Linked DNA regions of Homo sapiens: all the other regions are linked to region 2. The links are chromatin loops, found by intact Hi-C in ENCODE. Cell type or tissue: PC-3. All regions are shown on one strand.

Region 1 (8,000 bases), 57 kb after region 2:
GATGAGACAGAAGTAGGGAGAAATGGAAAACTTATTGAGCTGAAAGGCCCCTCCTTCCTGATAGCAGTTCAAAACATGTGGAAAGCAAACGATTTCGTATTGTTAACTCCCTCTTCCATGAATAGCAACAGGACGTTTGGTTCCAAATGACAGACTCAGGTCTACAATTCCAATCTAAATCATGCAGAATACAATTAGAAACAAGCTGAGACTCCAATGGGGGTGGGGTCTGTTCTGCTGGGTTATTGTGCGCCCAGTTTCTTCTCTTTAAATAAAACCCAGTTTTATGTAGAGTGACTGTCATTTTGTTGAACAAATGTGATTTCATTTCTACCAAGACAAAAGCATCTTCTAATGGCTGTCCTCTTTCCAGGTAACTTGCTTCCCCTTTTTTTGTTTTATAAAATCTTCTCACATCTGCTATGGTTAGTAAAAGTAGGCTTGCTTTTTCTTCCTTTAAAAATAATAGGTTAAGAAAGTAAATTGGCCAGGCATGGTGGCTCACGCCTGTAATCCCAGCACTTTGGGAGGCCAAGGCGGGTGGATCACCTGAGGTCAGGAGTTCAAGACCAGCCTGGCCAACATGGCGAAACCCCATCTCTACCAAAAATACAAAAATTAGCTGGGCACAGTGGCAGGTGCCTGTAATCCCAGCTACTCGGGAGGCTGAGGCAGGAGAATCGCTTGAACCCGACAGGCAGAGGTTGCAGTGAGCCGAGACTGTGCCACTGCACTCCAGCCTGTGAGACAGAGCGAGACTCCATCTCAAAAAAAAAAAAAAAAAGCAAATTAAGTAACTATGTAGACAGTATTGTTTACACTGAATGATCATAATCCCAAGAATTTTAAAATACAAAACAATTTTAAATAAGTATAGGATAACATCATATATCCTGGTTTCTAAGATATGACTAATTTGATAATGATTAGAGTGAAAGCAGAAATATTAAATGTATATTTAAAAATTTGTTATAACCTGGCAACATGATACAAATCCGTAAGATTTCACTTTCATATTGCTTTCTTCTTTATTATTCCAATCAAAGTTTAAGACTAAGCCTTTACTGTACTAATTATTATTATGAATAGTTTTGGGTTATAATGTTTATGAATAGAATGTTAAAAGCATACAGCTTTCTTTAGAGCAGTGTTTCCAATCTTGACACCCTTGAACATTATTAGGACAGGAAATAGAATTCTGAGGCCCCTCCAAAGGTATTAGTCTCAATTGCATGTCTTATTTGGTTAAATCTGTAATTTTATTTCCTTCTGTAAACTTCATATAGCTAGAAATTAACTGCTTTTGACAGTCAGCTGTGAGCTACACTTGGGTTTTTGTCCTTCGGGATGCATGACTGAATCATACTCATGTCTTCTAGCTCTGGGAATTCAATCTATGATCAATTCCCAAGGCTGTTGACATTTTGTTACATTAATTGCACTGTCTGCCACGTCACTGGCAATCCATCTGCCTGAATCTCAATGCTGCAATGAAGCACAGCTTCATCCATTTGTGGGTGGACATCCCTCTTTCCTAGAGCCTACACAGCACCTGATCATGTTTTGTAAGGAAAAAAGAAGTATGACTAGCTGCCAGTACAAGTACTTGCCTCATTTATAAAAAATCTGGTTCCAAAACTCCTCTTGAACCATAATAACAATTTCAATGCCACATCAATGCGTAATTTTCCGAGATGGTTTAATTAGGGATTTAAATTTAAGCTAAAATTCAACTGCTATGGTACTATAAAGTGCAAATAACTCAACTAAGGTGTCCAGGGAATGGCAAGATGTCTTCTATGCTGGCCAGGGTCAGGTGATAATAACCAGTCACAACCTACTCCTCTGCCTAGGGGTGGAGAAGATGCTTTTTTGTTTAATTTTGCTTCAATTTCTGGGATACATGTGCAGAACGTGCTGGTTTGTTATATAGGTATACGTGTGCCATGGTGGTCTGTGGCACCTATTGACCTGTCCTCTAAGTTCCCTCCCCTCGCCCCCCACCCCGCAACAGGCCCTGGTATGTGATGTTCCCCTCCCTGTGTCCCTGTGTTCTCATTGTTCAACTCCCACTTATGAGTGAAAACACGTGGTGTTTGGTTTTCTGTTCCTGTGTTAGTTTGCTAACGATGATGGCTTCCAGCTTCATCCATGTCCCTGCAAAGGACATGATCTCATTCCTTTTTATGGCTGCATAGTATTCAATAATAGACTGGATATAAAGAAAATGTGGCAAAGTGCTTTGGATATCAACTGACAGAAGCATTCCAATTTTAGAACTGTTGAAATGGGAACAAGTCCATGTCTCAGAATTGAAGAAATATGGTATTTCAACCTTAATAGTAATCATTGTTTCTACAGAGAATGAGGAAGAATCGAAGACTTTTGAGTAGGAAGAAAAAATAAAAGCAGATGTAGAAGAACTCAAATAACAAGTGACAATAGAAGATTGTTTTTTGTTTTGTTTTAAATTGCACCAGTCAAGGCTGATGAAGATGCCTGGTCTATTCATGCATGGCCTGAGAGAGTAACTGCTACAACTATTTTAGAAAGCAACATGGTTATTTACACACATAACCATGTGTGTAAATCACACCACTGCACTTCAGCCTGGGCAGCAGAGCAACACTGTCTCAAAAAAAAAAAAACAGATAATTTGAAGTATACTGACATATAGCTAACATGATATTTCATAAGGTATAAAAGTGGAGTGTCAGATTTCACGTATTCCTTGATCAAAACTACATAAATATGTATCACATTAGGTTATATTCATGATGCATTTAGGACTGAATTAAAAATTATATATTCCCAACTGTCTAGAATGTTATACCTTCATAATCATAATATAAAAACAACACTGCTTTCTCCTAATGGTAGTTGCAGGATCTCACTAACTTGTCTAGTTAAGACTTAGACTCCAACCTGAATTTCCTGGTAATAGTTTATTCACCTTACGTTTTGTATTCTTTTATGTGATGGTCAGTCAGGTGCGGCCACAGAGCACAGGAGAAGTTCAGGAAAAAAATTTATTACACTCAAAGGTCCCCAAGACAGGAAGCATGGCAGGCCATCAAGGGCCACATGGAAAGATACTAGGGTGGTCAGGAGGCAGAAGACAAGAGGCCAGCTTAGACCAGAGCCTTTCCTGGGCTTTCCATGGGCAGGGCAGGGGAAACAGAATGACCAATTAAGGATTGACTAGTTCGAATAACTCCAGCTGGCTCTAAGCTTCAGAGGTGGTCCCTAGTTGTCTGGTACCATTCCAGGGAATGATTAGGGCAGAGGAACACTGTATCCTGGGGTGCCTGGACCACATAGAGGAGGTCTGGTTCTGGACTGGTTGGTTTGCATATGAAAAGCAGGCTCCTGGACTATCCTCTGTTAGACAGAATCATGTTCCTACTCTAAGAATTGGCTAGACCCAGAAAGGCCAGTCTTTTCCCAGCAAGAAAGGCTTTTTAAAAAAAATCAGAACATAATAATATACAGAACATATATATGAAAATACACCTTAGCTCCCATGTAAACACACCAGAGCATCTCATAATGACAGGACTTCAAAGAGAAACTACCAAGGCTGCTATCCTTCAGCAATCACCATTAGCTTCCATTTAAGTGAAGCTATGTTGGGATGGTTTCTAGTGACAGAACCGTGCTCCCTGAAGAGGCCATGCACAGGTTTACACAAAGAGCATGGATTCTGGAGTCTAGCAGATGTGGCATTTACTAGCAATATGATGTCACAGAAGTCACTTTGCCTTTGTATGGTTTGATTTCTTCATGTGTGAAGTGGGACTCATCACATGTATCTCACAAGGATTAAATAATATCAAGTATGTGCTTAGCCCTGGCACAGTGCCTGGCTTAAAGAAGGTACCAGTTAAGCGTCAGGTTCAGGTACTGCTGAAAAAGAGAGGAACCTCTTCCCTTCCCTTCCATTCCTGCAAAATCACCTTTTCTCTCTTTGTAATTAAATACGCTGTAGAATTAAAACACATAGGAGTAAATAAAAAGAGGGCAAAAGAAATAGAAAGGAAATGAGTAAGAGGCTGTCATGAAAAGGAAAATATAATAAAACTAGAAAAGGCAAAATGCAGAGTCTCTGTAACACTCAGTAAAAAGAATCCCATTACTCTGTTGACTGAAAAATTGTTAAAACACCGACTGCTCCCTACTGCTGTCACAACTAAATTCTGGATTCCTTCTCTTTCCAAATTTTTCTACTCACCTATCTTTCCATTACCAGTGAAGATTCAGCTGCAACACACCTCAATGCACCTGAAGCATACGTTACACACACCCTGTCTCAGTGCCTTTGCTTACCAGCCCCTCATCTAAGATGTCCCCTGTAATCTGTACCCCAATACTTGCAGACATAATGGCTGAAGGAGAAGAACCCCTAAGATCTTACTGGTGAGAATGTAAAATGGTACAACCACATAAAAAAGAAGTTTAGCAGTATCTTAAAATGTTAAACATAGAGTTACCGTAGGACCCAGCAATTCCACTCCTAGGTAGCTCCCCAAGAAAGATGAAACGGTATGTCCACACAGACTTGTCTACAAAGACTCGATAGCACCATTATTCATAATAGCCTGAAGTGGAAATGATCCACATGCCTATCAACCAGTGAATGAACAAAGCAAAATGTGGTATATACATTGGATGGGACACTAATTCTACAATAAAAAGGATGCACCTCAAATACAACAAAAGTAAAAGAAGCCAGCTGTGAAAAACAATACACTGAATGATTTCATTCATATGAAATGTCTAGAACAGGCAAATTGATCCAGACAGAAAGTAGATCCACAGTTGCCTGGGGCTGGGGGTGGAAATAAGAACTAACTACAAATGGGCACAGGAGATCCTCGCGGGGTGACAGACAAATTCCAACGCTGGATTTTAGTATGATTATGCAACTCTGTAAATTTTTCTAAAAATAATTAAATTGTACTTTTCTTTCTTTCTTTTTTTTTTTTTTTTTGAGAAGGAGTCTCACTCTGTCGCCCAGGCTAGAGTGCAGTGGCGTGATCTTTGGCTCACTGCAACCTCCGCCTCCCAGGTTCACGCCATTCTCCTGCCTCAGCCTCCCAAGTAGCTGGGACTAGAGGGGCCCGCCACCACACCCGGCTAATTTTTTGTATTTTTAGTAGGGATGGGGTTTCACCGTGTTAGCCAGGATGGTCTTGATCTCCTGACCTCATGATCTGCCCATCTCGGCCTCCCAAAGTGCTAGGATTACAGGTGTGAGCCACCACGCCAGGCCTAAATTGTACATTTAACATGAGTGATCTTTATAGTATATAAATTATACCTCAATAAGGCTCTTTAGAAAGATCTTAACAGATAAACAGCCATTCATACGGGCTTTAAGGGGTCCCACACCATGAAGGCATGAGACACTGTAAAGCTTATATGGTAGAGGGGTACTCATGCTGGCATCCTTGACTCTGTTATTCATTTATGCTCTGGGGCCTGGGATGCCAGTAGAATCTTCCACCCTAAAATCAGTGGAGTGACTACTACTTGGCTCATCACCATCCCATTCGCCTCCAAGTGTCAACTGGCAGAACTGAGGTGCCTGCATCTGGGGCTTAAATGCAGGTACTTTAGGTAACACATAGTATTCTTCCATAGCAAACCCCTCACGTGGTCTAGCCTGACCGAGCCCAGGTTGGACGTAGCAGATATTCTGAAAACCAAATTCAGGAACGATCAAATAAACAGGTAAGAGTCAGGCTGATACTGACAGCCTAGAGACTTTAGGCCATTTGAAAAAGAGAGAAGAAAAGGACTGGGTATAGAGTCTCTGTTGTAACAAAAATAAGCACATCTGCTAAGCATATTGCTAAAAGATATTTCGAAGGGAGTGTTAAACCTACTTCGGAAACACCCACTGGAAGCACCTACTGATATCCAAGGATAGATATTCTAAATGTAATTCATTCTTACTGAGTCATTAGAGGAAGCCAATGACATTTCAAATTGCAAACCGAATTTAAATTGCCTTCCCTCCTTTATTTTAACATAGTTATGACTGAATTTCTTTATAAAGGTTAAATATTCCTAACAACTCTACTGAAGGAGTGATGTTTTCTATCATATTCATGGAAGTTCTCCATTTTAATTCTGCAAATCTTAATAAACAAGTATCTGATCTCGGAGTAACTGTTTCTAAATTTGCACATCTCCCAACAGCTACCATACTCTAAACATCTGCAATCTAGACTTTGTTATTTGAGGATTCATGACTGAAGGGCCCCACCATGGAAAACATTTATTAAAATCATCCACTGGGTAAAATAAGGGCAATTTTGGAGGCAAAACCAAAAAAGACTTTCTAAGCGCACTCTATGCTACTTTATATTCAAACAATATGCTAATTATCAGAAACCTTATTTAAAAACACTACTGTTGAATTTGAAATTACTGAAAATGGTTTCTCTTCATAACATTCTATAATTCCGAATTAGCTTTTCATTCACTTGGATAAACAACCCCTTTTTACATCCTTTAAAATAGTGGCTCTCAAACTTTTTGATCACAGGACCCCTTTACACTCGTAAATAAATTATTGATGTACCAGACAGCCTGACCCTGACCTCAAGTAAATTCCCAGGAGACGCCTTTCCTGGGTTTTGAATTTGCCGTAACAGGTGTGAGCATTCTAGCAGCAGTTTGGTGATCATGTACGATACTGCAAACAGGACCAAATAAATTATTGAGGACCTCAAAGACCTTTTGCTTACTACAGGTTATATCTATATTTTCTGTACTGGAAATTAAAACTGAGCAAATTTTAAAATATTCATTCATTTTAAGAAATAATAAGCTAATTACATGTTGATATACATCTTTTTAAAAAAATTAAACATGCCTGTATTTTTAAAAAATTAGTGAGACAGGTAGTGCTGCTTTACATTATGTGACAGACTCCTCAGATAACAGTGGTCATTTTCCTTTGATACTATATCAAAAGTCAACAAGCAGTAGTAGTTTCTTAATGGTAGGCTGGAATATGGAGTCTGAAACCATATCAATGAATTTTTCCAACTCTGTTACATTAAAATCCATTGCTCTAACACAATATCAAATTACATTTTGTCAATATCATCGTGGATCTCATCAGAAAAGTCTTTAAGTACTGAGAAGTTCACTAAGGTAGGCACAAATTTCCCAGTATTCTAATTTTCATTTGAAAGCCCAAATTTTATCTTTGGCAACAAATAATGTCATTTGTTTTCCTTGATGTGATAAAACTTATGTGTTCACTTTCAATGTGTACTCTAGGTTGTAATAAAATTCATGAAGGACTTTTTTTTTCAACTGCATGAATTTTAGCAGCAAAGCCACTGCTCTGATTCATACTAAAGCAGTTCTATCCCACTGCTCTTGTACCATCAGTGTGAATATAAGCAGAATGGAAAAGGCAAATCATGTCTTTGTATTATAACAAAAATAGTTTTGACCTTGTCAACCCATTAAAATGATATCAAGGAACTCCCTAGGGGTTCGCAGGCCACATTTTGAAAGCTACCCTGTTACCATATAACTGATCTCCAACCACCATCCAAATTACTAGAAGGCAGCCACCAATTCAGAAAAGGAAAATGTGACTGTGATCGCTTTTTCAGGTTGTCCATGTGTATTACAGATCCAACATCCATTAATATAAGTAGAAGGCTACATCTACTATCCAAATTTCTTTTTTTTTGGAACAGGGTCTTGCTCTGTTACTCAGGCTGGAGTGCAGGGGCACAATCATAGCTCAGTGCAGCTTCGACCTCCTGGGCTCAAGCTATCCTCCCACCTCAGCCTCCTGAGTAGCTCAGACTACAGGTGTGCACCACCACGCCTGACTAATTTTGTATTTTTCGTAGACAGGGTTTCACTATTTGGCCCAGGCTGGTCTTAAACTCCTGAGCTCATGTAATACCCCTGCCTCAGCCTCCCAAAGTGCTGGAATTACAGGCGTGAGCCACTGTGCCTGGACT
Region 2 (8,000 bases):
GAAAAGGACTTCAAGTTTCCACTTGAAGGTGGCTCCTCATCCTGTTGGCAAAGTTCTGAGGAAGAAAAGGTATATATGGAATGCCACTTACTCCACTTTGGAGCTTCAAAGAGGGTGTGGGGAGGCAGAAGGAAAAGAGGCTGAAGGAGAAAGAGCAGGAAGGGAAGAGTCAAGGGTGAAGTGCTCAAGTTCTCCCATTCTGTGCTAAGAATAGCAGGCTCTCTTCAGGGGAAATTCAGTCCCTCTTCCCACCATGGACTTGACCTCATCAGGCTCTCCAGCCTGCCCCAGACCACCTACCGACAGGGACTCATGATGATAGTTTGAGAGTGAATACATTCAAGGCCCAACCCCAGTACTTTACATATCTCCCCTCCAAATCTAGAAACCAATGCCTTGGCTCCCTATGTTCCTACAACTTGGCTTTTTCTGCATAAATCCCCTTTCAAAGCTCTTGTCTTAGAGCCAGTTGATACTGATCGACACATATTTTAATTAAATTTGCATTTACCTATTGATTTTCATACCCAGTCTCATTCCAAAAAGGATTGGAGGCAGCTTCTAACATTTCAATGTGATAATCACTTTGATAAATCTGCCTTACCACCCCTGTTCACAAACACCTGTATCTACATCCACGAAATATAGATGATCTTCATAGTTTAATTGTAAAACAATACACAAAACACCTTTGAAACCTGGCTCCAAGTTTTAAAATAGGTGCATTGTACTTTGTATGCTAAGAAGTTTCAGACAGGATTGGGCGTCCTGGCCACAGAAATAGAGTCTTGTGGGAGACCCCCAGTTTGGATTCAGAGTTTGGGATGGCCAGAAGTATGACCACATTGATTTTCTTTCCTTGTTAGGTGTAGAGAAAAAGAGGTACACAGGTTGTGTTGAAGAGCAGAGTTTCGTCCAAACCAGGTGTTTGGAGCATTGGAGGAGGGAAATTTTCCTCCCTTCCAGGAGCCCCTCCAGCATCCCAGATCTTGCCAACTCAGACCCTTTCCCAGACAAACTTGCCTCTCATCCCTCAGGGAGTCAGTTGATCCCAGCTGGAACTGTAATCCTTTGCTAAAAGGCCTCTTGGCTGAAGCCCAGCTCAGCAGGGAAGGGTTCAGCTTTGTCCTTGGGGGGCTTCTGCAGGAGGTCCCATTCTTGGGGACTCTGACACTGTGGGAATCTGGCAGGTGCCCCTTCCCAGGTTCACAGAGGTTGCTTTGGGGGGTTGCAACAGGACTTGCTTCTCTGGTGTTTATCTCAGTGAAATTCAAGAAAGTCCATGTGCAGTTTCATCCTGGGATAAAGGAGGGTCTTCTCTTCCTACCAGCAACTCCAGGCAAGATACTCTCCTCAGCCCAAAGGGCTAAAGAGAAGGCAAAGGGAACAAAGGAAGGCCATTTTACTCATTGTTGTTGAACTTAAAATGTGTAATTATCTTCTGAAAACAGCTGAAGGGCTTATGTAAAGCATGACACAGGAGAAGGTATTTAAACATGAAACAAGGCAGCATCTTTTGCTGGAGCAGAATACCTGCTTTCCAAACTCCAGATCGACTTTGGAGGAGGAGAATAGCATGACAGCCTCCATGTGTGAGTCCTGTCAACACTTGGCATCCACCTTCCCATTCACTTTTCACAACACTGCATGGTAAACCATTTCACAGATAAAGAAATGGAGTCTCAGAGAACTGGAGTAAATTGCCCAAAGATGCACAGCTACTCAATAATAGAACCTGAATTTGAACCTGCTGGGTAATTCTAGAGCCCTCAGCCTTAGCCACTACACAGCGCTCCTTCCCATACTGTCACTACCCATAGTCGTTCAGCCATGCATTCCCTAGCCACTAAGGCAAAGCAAAAGATAATGGGCTCAATGAACCTCACCCCTCAGATGGGCTAAGTCACACGGCACTTTTGTTTTCATTGTGAATGCCCATCAGTGAGGCACATACTGCCTGTTACAGCAGATCTGCTTCGTGCATTTGTAAGTTTTGCCTGACCCTGGTGTGCATTTGAGTTTGCGATTCCAGGACTACAACATTTCTAATAGGAAAAATGTCAGCTCTGTCTTATTCTGATATTGACATGCTTTGGGGATGCCTTAGGAGGCTAGGAAGCCTTCTAAGTAGCTTCTGAATTTAACACATTTCTATAGAACTGTTACAAGCTGGTTGGGAATGTGGAAGCATGCTCACCAAAGACGGTTTTCATTAGGCTCAAATCAATGATGAGCTTTTCCTGAGAACTTGAGGCTTTAGGAGAGAGTAGCATGGGCCGTTGGATTATTATAACAACAACAACAAAAAGATTTTAATACATTTTTCTCTCATTGTTTTGCCTGATGACAGATGCAATCCCAGATCACAGGCATTTGGTGCATGAGAGCTTTTCTGTTTACAGGTGTCCACTGTGCCTTGGAGAGGGCTGGGGCACCGCCCTAGGGATTGTTATTTCAGACAAGAACTTCACCCTACAAAGTAAAGGCAAGACAAAATGTCATTGTCCCTTTTATGCATCACAGAGGCACATTGGACTTGTAGAAGGAGCATACCTTTTAGACACTAGGTGGACTAGGTAAAACCTGGATTTGAATCCAGCTTTTTCTACTTCACAGTTGTATGACCTAGGACAAGTTACATCAAGTACATTTTTGAGTCCAGTTTCCTCATCAGGGAAATGCAGATAAAAATACAGACTTTGTTAAGGTACCGTAAGGATTAGAGGTGATATATGGAAGACCCCATGCAGGGAAGACCCCCTGGAAGACTCTTTGTAGTTGATCTAGATATTATCAGGAGCAGCGTGGGACATGCGGCACTGCACATGCTGGCCACTAGCTTGCACAGCAGGTCCTCAAATAATGTCATGTTTTTGTTTTTGTTTTTCTGAGACAGGGTCTTGCTCTGTCACCCAGGCTGGAGTGCAGTGACACAATGCTGGCTCAACCTCCTGGGCTCAAGAGATCCTTCCACCTCGGCCTCCTGAGTAGCTGGGATCACAGGTACACACCACCATGCCCAGCTAATTTTTAAATTTTTTGTGGAGATGGGGGTCTCACTGCGTTGCCCAGCCTACACCATTTCATTAGAACATGGATAAGAAAAAAAAAATCCATGCCTTCTGGGGCCACACTCTGTGTGGAGTCTGTACTCTCTCTCCATGTCTGCATAGGTTTTCTCCAGGCACTACCACTTCCTCCCACATCCCAGCGATGTGCACATTAGGAGAACTGGTGTGTCTACATGGTCCCAGTCGGAGCGAGCGTGGGTGTGGGTGAGTGCGCCCTGTGAGGGAATGGCATCCTATCCAGGGCTGGGTCCCACCTTGTGCCCTGAGCTGCCAGGAGGGGCTTCGAGCACTCATTACCCTGAACTGGAATTACTAAGTAAATAATGATCTTGTTTTTATTCATCAAATGCATGTATAGCTCACATTTATTTCAGTGTTTAGTATTAGAAGTGTTTTGAGTCTTTACCTAGAAGTTTGCTGATGTTTTTGTGACCTGAAATATACTGTAGGAACTCAACTCTAGTTTATAGCCATTAGCCTGTAGTAAAATTGGTTTCCCTTTAAGTTGTAGTTCCGAGAACCTAAGGACAACGTTAACTTACTGTACTGTCAAGGTCAAAGGAACTGCTCTGTTTCAGAATGGATGGTTGGACTCCACAAGGGCAGAAAATGCCACACAGCACATCACCTGAAGTGGTGCTCAGAGTGTCGGGTTTCTGGTTTTCAATTATTAAAAACACGCAAACAACTAATACCACCCTCCTCCCACCCCTCTCACCCCACGTGGATAAAGCCAGGTTCAAACCCCTGGGTCGTCCTGGGTGAGGAGCCCTCAAATGGCAGTTTGCTGCCCTCTGCTGTCCATATCGAGAAGTCCTGGGGGGGATGCTTTGGGCAGCACCGCCAGCCTTAACAATCCAAGGAGCTTGGGCGCCCAAGAGGGAGGGAGTACCAGGAAAAGCCACATAGTCGGAGGGGTCTGGCGAAAAAATGAAAATGTGGGACAACTTCTTAAAAACAGTGAGAGTTTCAAGACAGCGAACAGAGTATTAAGCTAAGCTGTGGACATTTGTGAGGGTGGGGCCTGTGCCACTATCTCCCACACTCTGAAGCTGGCCTCATTATTCCCTGCTCCTGACATTGCACGTCAGGGCTATGACAGAGTCTCAGTGGTTCCTGAAGAGTCTAAGTTTAGGAGAATATGTGGGGAGAGGAGTTGCAGGTAAGGTTCTCCCTAATATGCCAGGCTGAGGGGAATCAGTTTCTCTTGGCTATAATGTAGTGGTACTGAAAGTCTAATTTTTTTTTTTTTTGAGACAGAGTCTTGCTCTGTCACCAGGTTGGAGTGCAGTGGCGCAATCTCGGCTCACTGCAAGCTCCACCTCCCAGGTTCACGCCATTCTCCTGCCTCAGCCTCCCAAGTAGCTGGGACCACAGGCGCCCACCACCACGCCCGGCTAATTTTTTTGTATTTTTAGTAGAGACAGGGTTTCACCGTGTTAGCTAGGATGGTCTCGATCTCCTGACCTCGTGATCCGCCTGCCTTGGCCTCCCAAAGTGCTGGGATTATAGGCGTGAGCCACCGCGCCGGGCCAAAAGTCTAATCTTTTTTCCACTTCCTTGCTATTGGAGTTTGAGAAAGAAAAAAACAAAAAAACAAACAAACAAAAAAACAGGACTCCTTGTCCCAGCCTTGGGAACCAATTCAGACTCAGGGAGTCAGACAGATGGAGATTAAAATATCACCTGCATTACAGAACAGACTACTCTGGAGGACAGAGCTTGGCAATGATGAGCATGCTAAAATGCACTCCCCAGTTCCACCAGGAGAGATCCACGCAAATGAGAGTGTGGGCCGACTGCTGTCACCCACTAGTTAGCTAACTCAGCACACTTCCATCGGGAGGATTAAGGAGCAGAGCAAGACGCCAGGAGGATTTAGAGAAAAAGCCCTCTGTGTGGAAACCAGAGCAGTGGGGGGCCAGTGTCCCCCCGATATTATTCAGGGGCTAACTAGGAAGATAGACACCACTCCAAGTAGTTACAACAAAGGGAATCTGATGCAGGGAATTGGTGGAGGTGCTGGGAAGAGAAATCCCAAGATTCTCAGGAATACAAAGTCACTGCCATTCTTAGGATGAAGGAGTGAAGGGGTAAGGTGCTGTTCCCAGATCCCCCAGCCAGATCACTGGCAGGAGCCAGAACCTGTGAGGGTCCCTCTGGCAGGAGCTGGAGCTATGAAGGAAAAAGAGCCACTGCTGGATATGCCACCTGAGATGGAGAGAGACGGGATGAGACCCTAACTTCTCCCTTCTTCCCACCCTGTTTCCTACCAGAACCTTCCACTGGCCACTCAGCGAAAGGCAGCTGATTCAGCACCTGGAGAAGACCGGCAACAGGGCTGAGTTTCCTTGCACTGCAGAGGAGGGGAGAGGCAAGGAGTGGACATGAGCACGGAGGATCCAGGGCACTCCCTTGATGGTGATGCCCTCGAAGGGCTGCCCCGTGCCCATTGTACAGAATGTGGATTCCACCCCACGCCATGAGAGCTCTCGCGCAGGCCCAGACCACTTTATAAGCCATATTTCCCACCAATTCCTGTTTCTGGATCTGTCAGGTTATTTCATATTTCTAGGCCCTTAGCTTTGCTTCCTCTTCCCTGAACGCCCTTTGCCCACATCATCCCAGCTCTCCTTCTCCTCCTGCCTTCTGTCTTCTCTTCCTCTCATTTCTTGTCACCCAGGCTGGAGTCCAGTGGCGTGATCACGGCTCACTACAGCCTTGAACTCCCGGGCTCAGGTGATCCTCCCACCTGAGCCTCCCGAGTAGCTGGGACTACAGATGCACACCACCATGCCAGCTAATTTTTAAAACTGTTTTTAGGGATGGGGTCATCTTCCTGTGTTGCCCAGGCTTGTCTCAAACTCCTGGGCTCAAGTGATCCTCTCACCTCAGCCTTCCAAAGTGCTGGGATTACAGGCATGAGCCACAACATCCAGCCCCTTTTCTCTTTTCTTACCCTTCTTTCCTATTTTCTTTTCCATTTTCTTTCCCTCCCTTCTTCTTTCTTTCCTAACTATTAAGGAGTAGATTGAATTCAAGGTCTTTATGTGTGTCAGTTTTTGTTTTCCAACAAATATTTCTTAAAAACCAACCATTGAAACGTAATGGTAACCACTGGCCCCTGTCTCCACCTCCACACCTAAGAAGCCCCAAATCCAGATGTGTCCATTAAAATCAGTCCAGATCTTCTTTACCAAGCCACTAGATGTCATATTAATTTCACAGCAGAATAGGGAAGCCCATGCCGGAGCTGAAAACCTGCAACAACAAAAAAGCATCTAAATACTGCAAAAAAAAAAAAAAAAAAGAGGGAGAGAGGCATCTTAATATTTGTCCTTAACACATCATACCAGACTTCTGCTTCCAGGAATGACTGGATGTGGTTTTTCTAGGTGGACATAATACAAAATGCAGCTACCTGAAAACAATGGAAAGTGGACAGAGCAGGCAGATTCTGGTGGGAAGTCCACGCAATAAAGAAAAGATGTTACAGGAAGTGAGCGCCCATTTTTGCTGTTTTTAGCTTGGAGGCAGGTGCAGCCATTGTGCAAACCAGGTGTGGTGCTGGTGGAAAAACAGCCATCTTTTTGGACTATGAAAATGGAAGGTTGAGTTCAGGGCAACTATAACTGCCAAAAGAGAGAAGAAAGAGTTCTGGAAGAGAAAGAGCCAAAGAGGGAATTCCCAAATTCTTTCTGCTCCTGTCTGTGGCTGATCCCAAACCACGGACACACACAGCAAAAACAAAAGCATCTCAGCCAGAGACAAAAGAGTCTAAAAGAGACTGGACCTGCCACCTGAGAAACAGAGTTTGAAGTTAGAGTTCAATCACAAAAAAATGCCTGCTAAAACAAAATAAACAAAACCTATTAGAGAAAAGGTGTTCTCTTATCAGAATGTAGGGCCTCCACAACTTAACGTTTATAATGTGTACAATCCAAACTTATTCGACATATGAAGAACTGGAAAAGTGGGACCCATTCTCAAGGGAAAAGATAGCGGAGATTCACTCCAAGATGACCCAGATGTTGGAATTATCCACCAAGGATTTTAAAGCTACTATTATAACTGTTCTCATGCTATAAAATCCACTATTTAGATCATACTTAATTGTGAAGAAATGAATTCTTTCCTCCTAAGATTAGAAACAAGGACGGCATGAATACCCACTTTCACTACTAACACTGAATTTTGTACGAAGGTCCCAGTCAGTTCAATATTTTTAAAAAGATTTTAAAAAAAGCAATAAAAGGCATACATATTGGAAAGGGAAAAGTAAACTGTCTAAATTTGCAGATGACAAGGTCATATAATGGTTTAAAAAAAGCTACTAGAACAATATGTGAGTTTACCAAGGTTAAAGGATACAAGGTCAATATGCCAAAGTCAAGTGAATTTCTATATATTTGCAATGAACAATTCAAAATGGAGTTTTAAAACATTTTTATTTATGATAGTCTCCAAAATACTTTTTAAGAAAGAAAATGACAGAAGCAACCCAAGTGTCTACTGATGGATAATTAAATTATAGTATATAAATACAATGGGGCCGGGTGCAGTGGTTCATGCCTGTAAACCCAGCACTTTGGGAGGCTGAGGTGGGAGGATCACTCGAGCCCAGGAGTTCAAGACCAGCCTGGGCAACATGGTGAAACCCCATCTCTAGAAAAAGTACAACAATTAGCTGAGCATGGTGGTGCACACCTATGGTCCTAGCTACTAGGAGGCTGAGGTGGGAGATCACCGGAGCACAGGAGGTTGAGGCTGCAGTGAGCTGTGATTGTGCCACTGCACTCCAGCCTGGGTGACAGAGCAAGACCCTGTCTCAAACACATATATACATACATATGTGGAATACAATGGAATATTTACTTAAAAAAGAAAGAAAATTCCGACAACATGGATGGACCTTGAAGATATTATGTT
Region 3 (8,000 bases), 370 kb before region 2:
TGTGTGTGTGTGTAAAAGCAGGGCAGGAAGCTGAGTTAGGAGACGGCTACAACAGTCCGGGGAAGAGATGCTATGACTCAGCCCTCTGTATTAGGTGTGGGGGTGATGAGAAGCAGCTGGATTCTAGACATATTTCCAGGGGCTGTGCTGATCAATGGGATGTGAGGTGTAAGAGGAGTCAGTCTGAGTGGCCACGGCAGGGTGACAAAAAGTCAACTCTTGCTATGTTCTGAGAAGTTGATTCTTGGTATGCTCTAAAGGAAAAGCCAATGGGTTTCCTGACGGTCTAGACATGGGGGTGACTCCCAGTCCATGAACTGCACAAAGGCCCCCAGCCAAGGGGGCAGCTAGGGCTGCAAAGCCACTTGCCAGGTACATGCCCCATGTGACAGCTGGAGGAAGAGGTCCCTGTACACCATCCACCCATCCAGGGAGGAGCTGCTGGTTTGGGACATGTTCAGTGTGGGATGCCTATGAGATGTCTAGGTGACACCACAGGCCCTGTTGCTGTGAGTGGAGGTGAAACAGAGCAGTCACCTGCCACCCCCACAACTCTGAACACTGACCACGTCCCGTTTACTGAGCATCAAACACGTGCCTAGGATGGTTCCTGCCCTGACGTGTCTCCTTTGGTCCTCGTAACGACCTTTTGGGGGAGGCATCGACATCACATAGAAGATGACACTGAGGCTCAGAGAGGTATGGCAACTTGTCCAAGATCACACAGCTGAGAAGGGCTAGAGCAGGGACTGGAACCCAGATATGCCCACCTCCAGGCTGGGACTCTGCACATGCTCTATTGCTTCAGTGACTCAGCAAATAAAAGCAACAGCTCTGTCCCAAGTAGGAGAAAGAGGGCAGGGCAGGCTCATACCCATCCCTCCTCCCACCTACGGGGCAAGGATATCAAAAACCAGTAACAAGGACATGAATAACCAATGGGCTGGGGGAATGGCACATCTGTTCAATGGGTTAACTAAAAGTTAGCCAGGTGATCCTTTCTGTTTAAACGTGAACAACTGAAAACCTTTCTAAAATGCACTTGTCCATTTGCCTGGCAAGTGCACTTGGAGGAAGATGATGTAATCTATAACGAGTCTCGGGATCTTCCCAGCCCTAGATCTAAAATGTTCGTCTGAATGTATCCTGCCTGACCCCAGAAATAACTCTACAAATTCCTCTTAATGAAAATGAAATCGGCTTGTTTTTTTTCCTTCATTTGTCTCCTTCTGGCAAGAAGAATTTAAAAAAAAAACCCACAAACTTCAGTGATTTCAGTTTCATTTTTCTGAGCTTTGGATATAGTGAGTATCATGTGTCTGTGGGTCTGAACAGGCATGAGTCGTACAGCTCAAGGTCATTTTTCTGAGAAAATACTCAGTGCAGGAATCACAACAAAAATAACAACACAAAAACTATTGGCAGAAACCACACACCAGGCTTTTTTTTCATGCTAGTCAGTGTTGTTTCGTTTAGTTCTCAAAGAAGAACTAATTAATTGTGAGAGGGGTCAGATAAATTGCCTGAAATCCCTCAGCTCACAAGTAGGAAAGCCAGGGTTCAAACCCAGCTCTGTCTGACTCCAAAGCTCTGTGACAACTGAAGCAATACTACCTTTTCTGAGTTAAAACAAAACAAAATCTCTTATAAATCAATAAAAAGGCAAATACCTCAGTGGAAAACTAAGCAGAGACTATGAATAGGAAACCCCAAAAGATGAAACACAAAGACCAGTAAGTATACAAAAACATGCTCAATCTCATAACCGTCAAAATTTAATAGATAATATGCCACTTTCACTGCTCATATTAGCAAAGATTCTATTTAAAGATAATACCAGTATTAGTGAAGATGTGGTAAATGGGCAGGTCAGTACACTGTATATCTGAATATAAACTGATATATCTTTTGACAAAGTAATTTCATGCCTAAATTAAATTTTATGTTTAAGAACATCATCTCTTACATAGTACTCTTTTAATAGATATGCACTGGCATCTGTTAATATATCAATAGATATAAATAGATATACATTTAATAAATTTTCATTTAATTAGTATTCATTAGTGAACTGATATACATTGATATACATTGGTGAAAAAGGGTACAAACGTATATACACAATATTTCCCAGTCTTCTTATGTGTCTATAGAAAAAAGACAAAAAAAAATTCACCAGAATATTAAGACATCTCCAACTGGTGAGATGGGTCAGTTTTGTTTTAACGTTATAATTTCTCAATTTTCCATCTTTTTCTATATTGGACATGAATTATTTATATAATAAAATTTCATAAACACAGAAAGGACTGAAAGGAAACAAACCAAAATGCTGATAGTAGCTATCTTTGTGGGCTGAGATAATGGGTAGTGATTTTCATCTTTCAATTTCTCTACCTGTTTCAAACTTTCTCTTATGAGGTTGTGTTACTTTGAACTAAGCAGAACTATAAAACTTAGTAGTAAGTATTCAGATTTTCTGTAACTATATCAATATCATAGAAAAGATTTCAACTAGTTTCCAGATAGGAGTAACAAAGGACAGGGAAATCACACACCAGCTACCCTAGATGAAAGCCTTGGGAAATTTCCAACAGCGAGTGTTAAGGGACCAAAAGCTTACTGCCAGCCCACACATGACCACCAAGGCAGCATCTGACACTGGCACATTCACAGTTCGTGTTTGCCTTTTAGGTGTCGTGTTCAGTTCTGAACGCCTGGCTATCCATGGCATCAACCCAACAGGCACACAACACTGCTGCTCAGTACAGTCAGTGCTGGGCAGCATATTCCCTAGTGACGGTTGCTCTCTCCTGGGGATCCTCCTGGATGTCAGACCCTCGTGGTCCAACTGGAGAGCCCTCAGGTTTCAGGACAGGTAGAGGCCCAGGCTTGAGGCAGGAAGCTTCTGGTAGACTGACTTCAACCCACCCAACTTGGCCTACAAGTTGCCCCCACGAGAAGCCTCATTACCTCCTTGACTTTCCCTTGGACCTGCCCACAGCTCCCAGAGTCAGTCTGACTCAGGCCGAGGTGCAGGCAGAGGCCACAAAACAATCAAAACAAACTTAGTAAAGAGTGGGGAGCCTGGCTGGCTTTTCTTTCTTTAAAAGTCTATATGGGGACGCTTTTAAATATATATATGCACAGGTGGGAGGAGTGAAAAAAATAGAGATTGCAAAAATGAAAAAATATGACAATGGAAACTGTTTCAGGCTCTTTTAGGATCATATACTTTCTAAAAGGGACAGGGGAAACATCAAAACACCTCATTTCTCTGACAATGAATGCAGTTAAAAATTTGGACTTCTACTACATATCCTTATGTAAAAGGACATTTCTAGGAGCTATGAAACCATTTCTTTTCATTTAAAGTCTGTCTTAGGATTTTTCTAGCTAATTTGTAAGCATGTGCATGCATGCACGCACACACACTCTCTCTCTCTTGCTCTTTCATATTGTCAAAAATGCAATAAAAATATTTTAAATATGTCTTTAGCTCTCTTGAAATCTGTAAGTAATATAACCTTACAACACTTATAATTCCAAAAATAATCAATATAATGCCCTAACTGTAATACAAAGAAGAAAGGAAATATAGTTAAAAATAAGACAACATGTAAATCAATATGTAAGTATTGGGGCACCGCTACACCAGAAAACATCATGAAAGATATATGAAATGCTTGCACCTATTCATAACAAATAGGTAAATCTTATATACTTGGTAGCTGTGTTCGCAGAAAATTCAGTATATATTAAAAACATGCAAAAATTATTTGTGTTTATGTGTTAATTGGAGTCAGACTCTAGGCCCAGATAATTTTAAGCAGGGTTTTGCCCACAAGAATGCACTGAGCATTAGGCAGCTATGCAGATGTTGGGCAATCTTTTGTTCCCCAAGCATTATATCTAGCACCCCTGCCTTCCCCTCTTCCCCCAGTAAAAGCCTCGTCTGGGTCACTGTGACATCCAGATCACCCACACACATTCCCACGATGTCCTATAGGGGGCGCGAAGTACCCATTCAGAACCAGTAGCATTTCTACAGACAAAAAGAGGCAGAGAGGTTAGCTATTTACCCAAAACAACAGACAAAACCCAACAGCAGACAGGACTAGAATAAGAGAAGGAATAGACAGCGGAGGAAGAAGGAAGTTATTATTCTCATATTTATGTTTCTTCACTGCTAGACATCATGCCAAGGACTGTTATGTCCATGCAGAATCTCATCTAATCCTCCTGTCAATCTTCCAGGTTAGTAGTATTATCATCCCCATTTTTCAGATAAAGATATTACCTTTCAGGGAGGTGAGGTAACTCTCATAGCCCTATTTTTGGTAGAACCAGATTTTATCCAGTGCTTTTTACATTGCTTCAAGCTGCTCCCCTCCAGGTCTCTGAGTCGATGCCCGAGGGTCCCTCACTTTGCTGCTTAAATCTCTGGAAAATAGTGACCGGAATGCGTGCTATCTGGAAAGCAACTCACAAAGAGAAAGATGGTTCAATCCCAGCATCTCAGCCCTTCTGGCCCTGTCAGTGTATGGCTGTGGCCAGAAAAGCCCAGGCATCCCAGAGCACAGGAAGCAAAGACTCTGGATGAAGTCATGGGCCATCTTTCTCTAGACTCCTGGAAGAGCCTGGCTAGAGGCACCAGGGATCATTTCAGGAGAATGTGTATTTGGCACCTACATCCCAGTTTTGGATGGTAGGTGGTCATCACATCCTTCCACCCCCGTAACTGCTGGAGTTGTTCTCTGAGACTGAATATTGGATTAGGCACTTGAAGAGATGACCCAGTTTTGCAATTCTTAGGTACCTCTCTCCTTCTACTTTCTGGCCATAAAACCATGACTAAGCACTTTAAACAAGAAACCTATTGCTCAGGCACCATGTTCAGGAAAAAAAAAAAAAACATCAAGAGCCCTGTATTTGTCACCTTGATCTAAAGCTACCATTTTATGAACCCTGTGGGGCCTGGCAGAGCTACAGGATGAACCCATTTGTTGGGGACAGTGCAGATGCCTCTGCCCTGCAGTCTGTTCTGTCAAAACAAACTCTGAAGGTTTCACAGAAAATGGTTCAACTAAGGCTCCTGTCTAATGATTTCTTGCAAAATAAGTTAAAGCAGGGCCAGCCCAAGTCTAGTGCACCATGGGCTTATTTTTGGCACTATGCAGGAAAGGCTGTAAGATAGTCTTGCACCACAACTAAGAGCACGGGCTCTGGAGTCACACTGCCTAGCCCCAAATCTCTGCTCTGCTGCTTGACTGCATGGCTCGGGACAAGATGTGAGCCCTCGTTCCTTAGTTGCCTCATTGGTAAAATGAGGATGATGACAGGGCTCACCTCATATGGTGATTTTGAGTCATAAATAAGACAATTCACGTACGGAGCTTAGAACAGTGCCTGGCCCATGGCAAGCACTCTCTGGATACATGTTACCTTTACTGGGATTAATACTGACTGCCATGCCATAGAAAGAATGGCTGAAGGCACTGGAGAACATAAACCTTGTGGAGGGAGATAGAGTGGGTGGAGAGGGAAAGGATGTGGGTCCATGAGCACTACCTTCAAACTTCTAAGCTGGAATTGTGCCATGCCTACCGACCTTTGTTCTGTGTTGCCACAAAAAGCAGAACTAGGTCACTAAGGAAACACTGCCAAAAGGCAGATCTGCGGTCAGAATAAAGGAGGATTTTTAAGAGCCAAAGATGTCCATAAAGCAGGAGCAGGATGCCTGGTGCGGAGATGTCCGACTGGGGCTAGGGAACTGCCTGTCATGGGCAGCCACTGCGCAGATGGGATCCTCCTGCACTGGCGGGTGGTTAGAGGAAGTGACCCCTTATGCCCCTGCCCACTGGACCATTCTGTCACTTTGAAAATGAGTAAATAAGTGCTGATAGCCAGGGTGTGGCTGATCAGCCCGAAGGAAGGAGGATGGACTTTGCACCAGTCTTAACATACACAACCTTCAAAACTTTTACTTAATGCTCTCAGAACCACATCTGGTGGTGGCAGTGGTGACAGGAATGACCAGTAATGGCTCAAAGAACCAAAAGTGTTTCTGGAACACCTGCTGGTGCCAGACAATAATTCAGGGAATGTGTAAAATGACAGGGCTGTGACAACAAGCTATCAACATTTTCTTACTCTGGACGATTTAAAGACAGTATTGGCCGGGCGCAGTGGATCACGCCTGTAATCCCAGCACTTTGGGAGGCCGAGGTGAGCAGATCACCCGAGGTCAGGAGTTCGAGACCAGCCTGGCCAACATGGCAAAACCCCGTCTCTACTAAAAATCCAAAAATTAGCTGGGTGTGGTGGCATGTACCTGTAATCCCAGCTACTTGGGAGACTGAGGCAGGAGAATCACTTGAACCCAGCAGGCAGAGGCTGCAATGAGCTGAGATCACGCCACTGCACTCCAGCCTGGGCGACAGACTGAGACTCTCTCTCTCAAAGAAAAAAAAAAAAAAAAGACAGTATCGATGACTAATGCCATTACCTGGGGGCACACAATATAGAGTGATCAAGTCTGCCAACTCCATGGGCTATGACCGTGACAGGAAGCCTGGGGTCATTCCAGTTCGCAGGCTACTTCCCAGACTCCTCTCAGGCAAAGGTTTTAGTGTTCTTCAGCACCTCCTTACCACCGACCCACCCACACAACCCCTTGACCTGGATCTTACTCAAGTCAGTCTCCTGGCCGAGTCACACACAGGAAAAGTTGCTAGAACACAGTGAAATGTTCAAGAGCAAGAAATAAGAGAGAGAAAGAGGAGAATCTGCCTTTTGAAAATTGGTTCAGAGCTGGGGCAGCCTCCATCATGAAATAGTGTTAACTTTATTAACTACAGAAATAATTTTAAAACTAGAAACTATTTTACCAACAAGAAAAATTGCTAGCTTGTACTGAAATTATAATCCAGATCCAAGAAAAAAATGAAATTTCCAAACTAAAGCTCATCAGCCATTTTCCAAGTATTTCCTGTGCACTTGTTACTGCAAATTTATATGTTCTCAACTCTGAGAACTCGAAAGCAGGTAAGTGGCTGTAGGTATCAAAGATTAGGAAAAACAAATATGTGTAGGTGACCTTGGGGACATTCTGTGTACAAACTAATTGTTTGCTATCTGACAACACCTGGCACCATGTTTGAGAACCACTGTCCAGTCTGGCTAGGAACTCCCTGGGCAGGAAGATCAACCATCTCTTCTCAGAAAGAATGGATTCAATAACCCAAGGGCTTCAGCTTTGGATCCCAGCTGCTGGATCTGCCCACAGCCCTGATTCCTCCCTCCCCACCTCTGACCTTCTCTGTAGTAGGTGGTTCACATCCTAGCATGTCACTGTCTTTTACTCTCTGGTTGGTTGTCTGTCTGTAGCCAAATCCTAGTACGTCTTCCTCATCCGTAATCACTCCCCGTCGCTTGTTCCTCTCCATGCTAGCCGCTACAGCCTTAGTTTAGGCCCAGACCAACCCCGCCCGGCCTCTTCGCATCCTCTAAAACCGCTGGCCTTTGGTATCCCAACAGGTGACTTCTCCAGAGGCTTTCACAGTTTGCCCTCCCTAGCAAAGTTTTCCCTACGTCCCTCTGCCCCTTCCAGCCTCAGAAAGAGAAGTAACTCCCCAAAGCCCACTCCGGCTTAGGCACTGTGCCTGACATGCAGCCCAGGGCAAGAAAGAGATAGAGGTTCACCACACAGGCTGGCACCAGTCCACTGATATTGGCTACCAGAATGCTACTCAAAGATACAGAGGCTCAGAAAAAACCCACCATGATCAGTTATTATTCTTCTACCAGGGGTGGGGCCAGAGCATTGGGAACATAGCACTCATGCCACCCACTTGCTTTCCCAGAAAAGGGCAGGGTACTCCAGGGAACTTGGGATTGCCTGTCTCTGGCCTGTGCCCTGGTCCTATGCTCCCTTTCGTATTCCTATGAAATCACCTCAACAATCCATTCCCAGGGCTCCTCCAAAGTTGCAATACTTA

The links. Peaks named below come from ENCODE experiments on the same cell type or tissue, not always from the same donor. Only the 100,000 strongest peaks of a DNase experiment are listed, where the experiment ranks them.
Region 1: it touches region 2 in a loop (4-fold over the local background); 4 of 110 quality-filtered maps call a loop at or near these places.
Region 3: a loop joins it to region 2, with 2.7 times the contacts of the local background. A loop is called at or near these places in 73 of 110 quality-filtered maps.

What each region holds. Positions count from the first base shown.
Region 1 is chr11:12,903,532-12,911,531 of GRCh38, reverse strand. All of the region lies in intron 10 of TEAD1 (TEA domain transcription factor 1), which reads right to left. It also overlaps the pseudogene LOC124900312. Among named protein-coding and RNA genes, the nearest start is that of TEAD1-AS1, 15 kb to the left of the region's middle. In PC-3, no CTCF peak of the experiment used is centred here; no DNase peak of the experiment used is centred here; H3K4me3 peaks cover 489 bases; H3K27ac peaks cover 1,320 bases.
Region 2 is chr11:12,960,111-12,968,110 of GRCh38, reverse strand. No RefSeq gene overlaps it. Among named protein-coding and RNA genes, the nearest start is that of LINC00958, 25 kb to the left of the region's middle. RefSeq lists a silencer at 3,763-3,822. In PC-3, CTCF peaks have their summits at 3,651, 3,869 (motif pointing left) and 6,272; a DNase peak (open chromatin) is centred at 3,860.
Region 3 is chr11:13,331,444-13,339,443 of GRCh38, reverse strand. The region is part of intron 3 of BMAL1 (basic helix-loop-helix ARNT like 1); the gene reads right to left. Among named protein-coding and RNA genes, the nearest start is that of BMAL1, 58 kb to the right of the region's middle. RefSeq lists an enhancer at 1,011-1,180 and a silencer at 5,488-5,782. In PC-3, CTCF peaks have their summits at 3,813 and 4,013 (motif pointing right); DNase peaks (open chromatin) are centred at 63, 843, 5,623, 6,593 and 1 weaker place; H3K4me3 peaks cover 2,355 bases; H3K27ac peaks cover 5,323 bases.